2 separate regions of the Homo sapiens genome follow, and region 1 is linked to region 2. Evidence: chromatin loops called from intact Hi-C (ENCODE). Cell type or tissue: dorsolateral prefrontal cortex. All regions are shown on one strand.

Evidence for each region. Hi-C counts contacts between places; a loop is a spot of excess contacts. Peaks named below come from ENCODE experiments on the same cell type or tissue, not always from the same donor. Only the 100,000 strongest peaks of a DNase experiment are listed, where the experiment ranks them.
Region 1: a loop joins it to region 2, with 2.6 times the contacts of the local background. A loop is called at or near these places in 1 of 110 quality-filtered maps.

The regions. Positions count from the first base shown.
Region 1 is chr9:105,899,373-105,903,372 of GRCh38, forward strand. No RefSeq gene overlaps it. Among named protein-coding and RNA genes, the nearest start is that of TMEM38B, 210 kb to the left of the region's middle. In dorsolateral prefrontal cortex, a CTCF peak has its summit at 2,301 (motif pointing right); a DNase peak (open chromatin) is centred at 2,259.
Region 2 is chr9:106,284,852-106,288,851 of GRCh38, forward strand. All of the region lies in intron 3 of LOC107987108 (a long non-coding RNA gene), which reads left to right. Among named protein-coding and RNA genes, the nearest start is that of MIR8081, 310 kb to the right of the region's middle. In dorsolateral prefrontal cortex, a CTCF peak has its summit at 1,599; a DNase peak (open chromatin) is centred at 1,631; H3K4me3 peaks cover 1,802 bases; H3K27ac peaks cover 1,997 bases.

The DNA of each region.
Region 1 (4,000 bases), 390 kb before region 2:
CAGTGAAGTTCATTACTGCCCACCTTCTGAAGCATACTTCTGTCAGTTCATTCATCTCAGCCTCAGCCCAGTTCTGTGCAGTTGCTGGAGAGGTATTGTCGTCATCTGGAAGGGAAGAAGCACTCTGACTTTCTGAGTTTTCAGAATTTTTTTGTTGATTCTTTCTCATCCTCATGAGTTTATCTACCTTTGATCTTTGAGTCTGCTGACCTTTGGATGGTTTTTTTGTGGAGACTTTTGTTAATGTTGTTGTTGTTGCTCTCCATTTGTTTGTTTTTCTTTTAACAGTAAGGCCCCTCTTTCATAGGGCTGCTGTGGTTTGCTGGGGGTCCACTCCAGACCCTATTTACTTAAGTCCCTCCTGTCCCTTGAGGTGTCATCAGTGGAGGCTACAGAACAGCAAAGATGGCTGCCTGTTCCTTCCTCTGGGAGCTCTGTCCCAGAGTGGCACCGACCCAGTATCAGTAGGAATGCTCCTGTATAAGGTATCTGGTGACCTCTGTTGTGGGGTCTCACTCAGTCAGGAGGCACAGGATCAGGGACCTGCTTAATGCAGCACTCTGGCTGCCTCTTGGTGGAGGTGGTCCTCTGCACTGGGGGGAATCCCACTTGTCCATACTGCCTGATTCCTCAGAGCCAGCAGGGGGAAAGACTAAGTCTGCTGATACATGGAATCTGCAGCCTCTCTTCCCTCCAGGGGCTCTATTCCAGGGAGATCAGAATTCTGTCCATAAACCCTTGGCTGGAGTTGCTGAAATTCCCACAGGGAGGCCCCACCTGGTGAGGAGGAATGGGTCCGGGTCTGGCCTAAAGAGGCAGTCTGGCTACAATCTGCCACGGCCACTGTGCTGCACTATGGGGAATTCCTCCTGGGTCCAAACTACCCAGTTTCCTTGGCACCAGCAGGGAAAAACGGCAGACTGGAGCTGCAGTGATGGCTGCCACTCCTCTCCCAGGGAGCTGTCATCTTAGTCAGCAAGCAGCCACAGTGATGGTGGCTGCCCCTCCCCCTGGGAACTCTTAGTCTTAGGCAGTCTCGGGCAGTCTCCAGCCAGGCGGCCACAGAGAATCTGCACATGAGGGGTAAGTGGTGCCAATGAGCCTAGAGAGGTAAGTGAGGATGTGCAAAGCAGAGATTAAGATTTTGATCTTGGCCTTAGAACAAGAAGTCATTGATGCCATTAAAGGAATCTTAGTTTCATGTTGTTAAAACCAGTCTGTTAGAATTATGAAGAGTAGATTGGATGGGACAAGAAGTGCATCCAGGTAGGAGGCTGTGCCAGTGCCCAGGCAAGAGCTAATGGAGGTTCAGACTTGGTGGTGCACCAGTGGAAAAATCTGAGGGTTATTAAGAAAGAAAAGAATGAGACTTGGTGATAGATTGTTATGAGGGGTTATGAAGACTAATAATACTCCTTACCTTTTAGGGAAGTAAGGATGGAATGAGAAAACACAGGAACAATGCCTGCACAGAGTAGGCATTCAATAAATATTAGTTTCCTTCCTCATCCTTGAACCTGGGTTTCTGAGGCTCTATCAGCCCTTGAACACTGTTTTGGAGATGTCAGCCTACAGCTTCAGCTTCCCAGAGGGTTCAAGGGAATCACCTCCCACCTTTCTAGATTCCACACTTTTGCTGCTATTGCCTACCTTGTGGCACTTAGTGGGCAGCCATTCCTTATATAGAAATTACTGTCAACCAAGGTCCTCAGGTCTGTGTCTTCATGCTGTCAAAGCCCACCTCTGCCCCATGCACCATAAGCCGCAGATGAGGAGAAAGTGCAGATAGGTTAGTCCTCTGCTTAGGTGGAGCTGAGACCCCATGAGGGGGTCTTCTTGATAGCTAAGCCACGGACTGAGCAATACCTGTCTCCTCAGAAGAGGAGGGTAGGGGGCAGAGGCCATGTGGCTTCTGTCTTTCCCCAGGTAATATATGGGAGGAAGGGATTTGTAAAGAGATCATAGGGGAGAAGGTCTCAGCCAGGGCTCAGGCTCACATATATATGCAATTGTGTACATGTACCTGTGTACCCAGGGCTGTCTGCAAGTGCATGCTTATGAGTTCACATGTAATGGCATTATGTCCATGTGCTTGGCATGCTTGGGCTCAGGTCTGTATGTGCATGCATTTTTCCATGTGTGCACATACATGCTTGGATATGTGGAAAGTAGGTATGTGTGCATGCGTGCACATCATGTATCCATGTGCTCCGTGTGTGTCTCTGCAGAAGCCTTGGGCCTAAGCAGCCCCACCCCCAGAGTCACACATGCCCCTGACTGCCAGCAGGTGGCCCCTGAGCACCGTGTGCTGGGCTCTGGGGAAGGGGTCAGTGTGTTCCTGCCTCCCTCTCTTTCCTGAGAATCCCTGAGGTTAGGAAGTCCAGAGCGTTCTCCACTGCTCTAGCCTCTTGGGACTTTACCCCTGAGGCTCTGTTTACCTGAGATTCCACCCTCTTGCCACACAGAGGAGAAGCAAAGCCAGTAGCCAGGGGGCAATCCTGGGCTTAAGGAAGGCAATTCTGACCTGCCTAAGGTCCTGAAAGTGTCAGGGCTTACCTTTACATAGGGCTGCTGAACACCTGTGGTGTTCCTGGCTCTGTGCAAGGCTCTTGCAGAGAGATACTGGCCCAGACCAAGGCAGGCAGCAGGCACATAGGCAAGCCCTATGCCTGTGCTGAGGCTGGGGAGGAGTGTGGTCTGAGGATGAGGACTGTTCCATCTGGGCCACAGAAGGGGCAGAAGACAGTGCCCAGGGATACTTGCTGACCCCTGCTTGAAGTGGCACTGAGGCCAAGCAAGAGAGACAGATGGCATTTCCCTTTCTTGGAAGGGGGGCAATGCTATCATCCATATCTCATAAAGACAGCAACCAAGTACACAAAGACAGGCAATCTTTATTAATTGTGACTGTATGGCCTCAGGATAGTCAGGAAGGCTTGAAAAGAAAACCAAGGACTCAGTTGGATTTGACCACATGCACCTGAGAGCCACCAGAATGCCAGAGAGCTCCGTTAGTCCACTCTGCCTGGTTTAGTCCCCATGAATGGCTGTGAGCAGACAGGCCCCTGGATGGCTTGTTTCCGGATCTTTGGTGCCTCGCAGAGGGCTGAGCCAGGGTGGACACTCACTGGTGACTCCATGGTTTGGAGCCTTGGTGGGCAGTGCCTGGAGCATCTGGGAGGTGGGGTGCCTAAGTAAGGGCAGTCGAGGTGGTAGAGGGCAACTGGAAAGAGATGGTGGTACTTGAAGCTGAGTTTGGACCAGAGCTGCTCTGGTTGGGTTGGAGGAAGTCTGAGAGAGGTGAGGCTCCAGAGAAGGGGCCCAGATTAAACCGCTATAGAGCTGGGAAAGACCCGAGCCATCAGGCAATCCTGTGGTTTTTACCCTGCTTCCTGCAGGGCACTAGGGGACCCCCGATGTGCCCCAGAGCAGTCAGTGGTGGTGTGAAGGAAGCAGAGAGAGAGGCATTAGGTGAGACTCTAGACTCCTGCCTCAATTCAATCGAAGCCACTCAGGTTTTTTTTTTTTTTTTTTTTTGAGACGGAGTCTCGCTCTGTCGCCCAGGCTGGAGTGCAGTGGCGCTATCTCCGCTCACTGCAAGCTCCGCCTCCCGGGTTCACGCCATTGTCCCACCTCAGCCTCCCGAGTAGCGGGGACTACAGGTGCCCACCACCACACCCGGCTAATTGTTTTTTTTTTTTTTTTTGTATTTTTAGTAGAGACAGGGTTTCACCATTCACAGGATGGTCTTGATCTCCTGACCTCGTGATCCACCCGCCTCAGCCTCCCAAAGTGCTGGGATTACAGGCATGAGCCACCGCTCCCGGCGCCACTCAGCTTTTTATCTTGAAGACAAATTGGAGTTTATTTTATTTTATTTTATTTATTTTTATTTATTTATTTATTTATTTTTTGAGACAGAGTTTCGCTCTTTCACCCAGGCTGGAGTGCAGTGGCGAGATCTCGGCTCACTGCAAGCTCTACCTCCCGGGTTCACGCC
Region 2 (4,000 bases):
ATGACAACTGTTTTTTTTGTGGTTAACATGCTCCTGGACTCCCTCATGTAATTGTTGCAGCTTTGTAACTCACACAAAGCCCAGCTGAACAACCCCCATCAGCCAGAAAGGAAAATATGTGCAGGAAGGGTACTGAGATGAGAATATGAAGATTTCAGGATATAAATCAGGCCAGTCCCCAGTTGCAATGTTCATTCCTTACTTGTGGGGTTGGACTGGGTGGTGGAAACTTAATCTGAGTATTTTATGTTTTAATATGGGAAATTAACTGTGTATGTGTTTGCATACACACATATGTATAAAATATATTTATATATTATATTTTATACTTTATAAAGAGCTCAAAGAGCTTGAACATATAGTACAGTGATTACAATTATAGGCTTTGGGGCCAGCCTGGTCTGTTAGAATATTGGTTCTTCTGTTTCCTAAATCTGAAATATTGAGTAAGTCACTTAACCTCCCTTTGCCTCAGTTTCCTCATCTGTGTAAAAGGCCTAATAATAATTCCATTACCATGTGCTAGGCCTAAATGTATTACTTCATTTACATGAATTAACTTATTTAATTTTCCCAATAACCCTATCTCATAGTGAATAAGCTAATATGTGTGAAACTGTCAAAACTATGAGTGATACATTTTTAAGTGTGCAATAAGTATTAGCTATAATAATTATCATGACTTTATAAGTCATCTAAAAATATATATTATTATTAAACACTGACTACTACTCTGTAAGAATGGGTCTGTTAGTTTTCCCCAACTTTATAGCTGTCAACCGAAGCTCAGAATGATTAATTCAGGTTCCCAAATCTACTCATTTGGAGAGTGACAAAACAAGGATTCTAGCCCCAGATCATCTGACTTTAAATTTTGTGCTTTAAGCTTTTCTTCTGAAATTGGAGTGATGGGTAATTGTAGAAATTGAGGGGGTAAAAAAGAGGAGAGCCATTTGAAATCCATTGTAATAATGTGTCTGTTCAAATCAGTCCTACCAAATCAAGCATGCTCAGCTGTAAAGAAAATGGAGGTGATCTCAGATGTCAAAACACTTCCCTGTGAATATTACTATTTTGGACACTGGCCATTTTAAAAATTTCAATATTCATTTTTTTCCTCAACTGCTATTTCGTATTCCTGTGGTATTTATTCACCAAACATGATGTTAAGATTATGAAAACGATGAGGAGTCAAGGTCTTAATTTTGCTCTGACACGGAATCTATTCCTATTTCATATACAGGTTGGCTGTTATTTTCTAGCAGATGCTTTCAGGTTGATGCATATAAAATTCACACACTGTGTAGAATTAAGTAGAGGGGGAAAGGGGAATAGGAAAAAAGGATGAAGGGAGAAGTGAGATGCTTATTTTTTTTTGACACCAAAATTGAATCTTTCAGTGTAAGGATTTCAAAGTACTGACAACCATTCTCCCATTTGCTGGGTGAGCTTCCTTTTGTGGTATTATTTCCCCATGGATATTGAGAGTCTTTCTGAGATGAGCACAAGAAGCTAATCACAAACAAACAAAGAGAAGATTGGTAATGCTGATTCCCAACCACCTTGTTCCTTCCACTGGAGGGGGCTCTCTCAACCCCTTCTCTGAGGATGTGAAAACAAACCAGATGGGTGTGCTATCTCCATCTTTTGGCCTTTAGCAGAGTCTCTGGAACAAAGCAGGGCAGCAGGGCTTCTTGAAGACTTGCTTGGAGAGAGAGAGAGAGGCTGGATGGAATCTTGAATAAAAATGATAGGTTATGCTTTAAGCTGAATAAAAATAAGCCATCTGAAGAATATATAGAAGTGGCATGCATGCTGCCTCTGGAAAGATTCATTTTTATTTGTCTATCTATGTATAAAGGAGGAAGATAGATAAATGGAAAGGGAAGTGCCGTTTCTGTAATGTTCACTCTGGTGAAGGGTTTGCAAACAGTATAAAAATAGTGGCTCTTCCAAAATGACGGCTTTACTTGAAGTTTATCCACCTCTCTCCCCCTTGCTCATACCCCTCACCAAAAAAAAAAAAAAAAAAAAAAAAAAAAAAAGAAATTCAAAGCTAGCATAGTCACTGTGGGGAAAAGACAGCGATCTTTTGTATGTTGTTATAATTAACCAGGCCCATTTCATCATCAGATTATAGAATGGGATGCAGTGTTAAAAAAAGAACTAAAGGAAGAAACCAGGAGAAGTGGCCATTTTAATTGCATGTTTATTCTCTCTTCGCTTTCCCAAATTGGTTTCGTTTCCTCTGAGTGGGGTTAGTGCCAGGGTATTCACATGAGCAGGGGCCAGGGTGGATTCCAACATTTACCAGCATTTGAATTACCTCCGGACGGTTTGGCGGCCTCTAAATTTATACCCTTGAAGGCACAGCAACAAGCCTTCATCTCCTATGGAAGAGACTTGAAAGCATGCCAGAACAGGACCTCGTCTTCCCTTCTTAGAGTCCTGGCACGTAGAATCACACAAGAAAACAAAAGGCATTTGTGAGGAGCCGTCCAGGAAGAAAGATTAACAATATAAACCGAGGGGGGAAAGAGAAAGAAAAGAAAAAGCCCTTTAAAATGGTTTTGTGCTTATTTTAATAGAACTTGCACAGTCCCTGAATATCCTCTAATCAAAACCAAATGCTTGTTGCTGTACAGCACTCTTTCTTTGTTCACCGGCAATGCCCACTCTGCTTTGCTTGGGGGGTGGGGCCGGGGCTGGCTGGCTTATCTTTCCACCAGGAATAAACAATGTTGTCCTCAAGGTTAGGGCATGTGGCTGATTCAGAAACCCTAGGGAAAACACCCATTGGCAGCTGGACCTTGTTCTTCAGTCACCCCAAATGCCTGATGAAAAACTTGAAGATTTTTTATGCCTTTTGATCCTGAAATTTGTCGAGGAACAGGAATAGAAAAAGGAGCTACTTCTTCCCAGCACCCCCATCTCTGTCTCTCCTTCGCTCTGTCAGTCCATCTGTGCATCTCTATCTGGGTGCTTTCGTCTTTCTTTCTCCACTCCTTTCCCCTCGCATCCTTTCTCTGGCTACCTCTGTCTCTCTGTCGGTCTTTGGTTCACTACAAAAAATCGGTCAGCGTCCGACTTGATTGGCTAATGTTGTCTGACCTTGACTTTATGTGGGTTGGAAGGATTTCAGCTTTGGTTTTTATCAGGATTAGCTTTTTATCTGCACAGAAGTACCTAAGCAAGTAACTCATCTCCTCATCTTTCACCTTAGACTTGCTGCTTTCTCCTCCAATTTCTCAAGCAACGTGCAGAAAATAAACAGTGATTGTGATGGTTACAGCAATAGGACTTTTACTACAGGGCAGAAGGGATGAAGCCACAATCTAGTCCCGGGCTCAGGAGCCATGTCTTTGGTTTATACCGGGTGATGTTATTAAGGGAGTTGGCAGCGTATTTTGTTTTTAACGCCAGCTAATTCTTTTCAAATGCTTACGGGGTGTCCAAGCATCCTGCAAGTGGGGAATGGGAAAGAAGAAACCCAAATACACAGGATCTGTACCTTTTCATGTCGCCCCAGCTCCTTGCAGCACAAATTGACTTCGTAAGATTGGCTCTGAAAATGAATACCCAGGACATCACTCTGTGTTACTTTCCTGTGAAATTACTTTTCTGAATGAAAATATTGAATTCCTTTGAAAGCAAGTAGTATAATATCTCTGGAAATGAAAATCCTGTGGAAATCACAAAGGAAAGAAGGCTGAAGGATATGAAAGCTTTATATCTCTAAATGTTAGTGAGGCCCTGGATTTTTTTTTTCCTTGACAGCAATCATAACTGCTCTTTCTAATGTTGATACACTGGGTGCTGGGATCTCCTAGATGCTTCTATTACAGATTTATGTTTTATCTACCATAAACAGCCAATATCATTATCTTAATTTACTACAGCATTTGTATGCAGTCGCTGCTTTTTGTAGTCTACTTGCTTAGGAAGTCTGACCTGCGGAATTTTCCTTGTCTCAAGGGGAACGTATTGACTTACTGCCAGG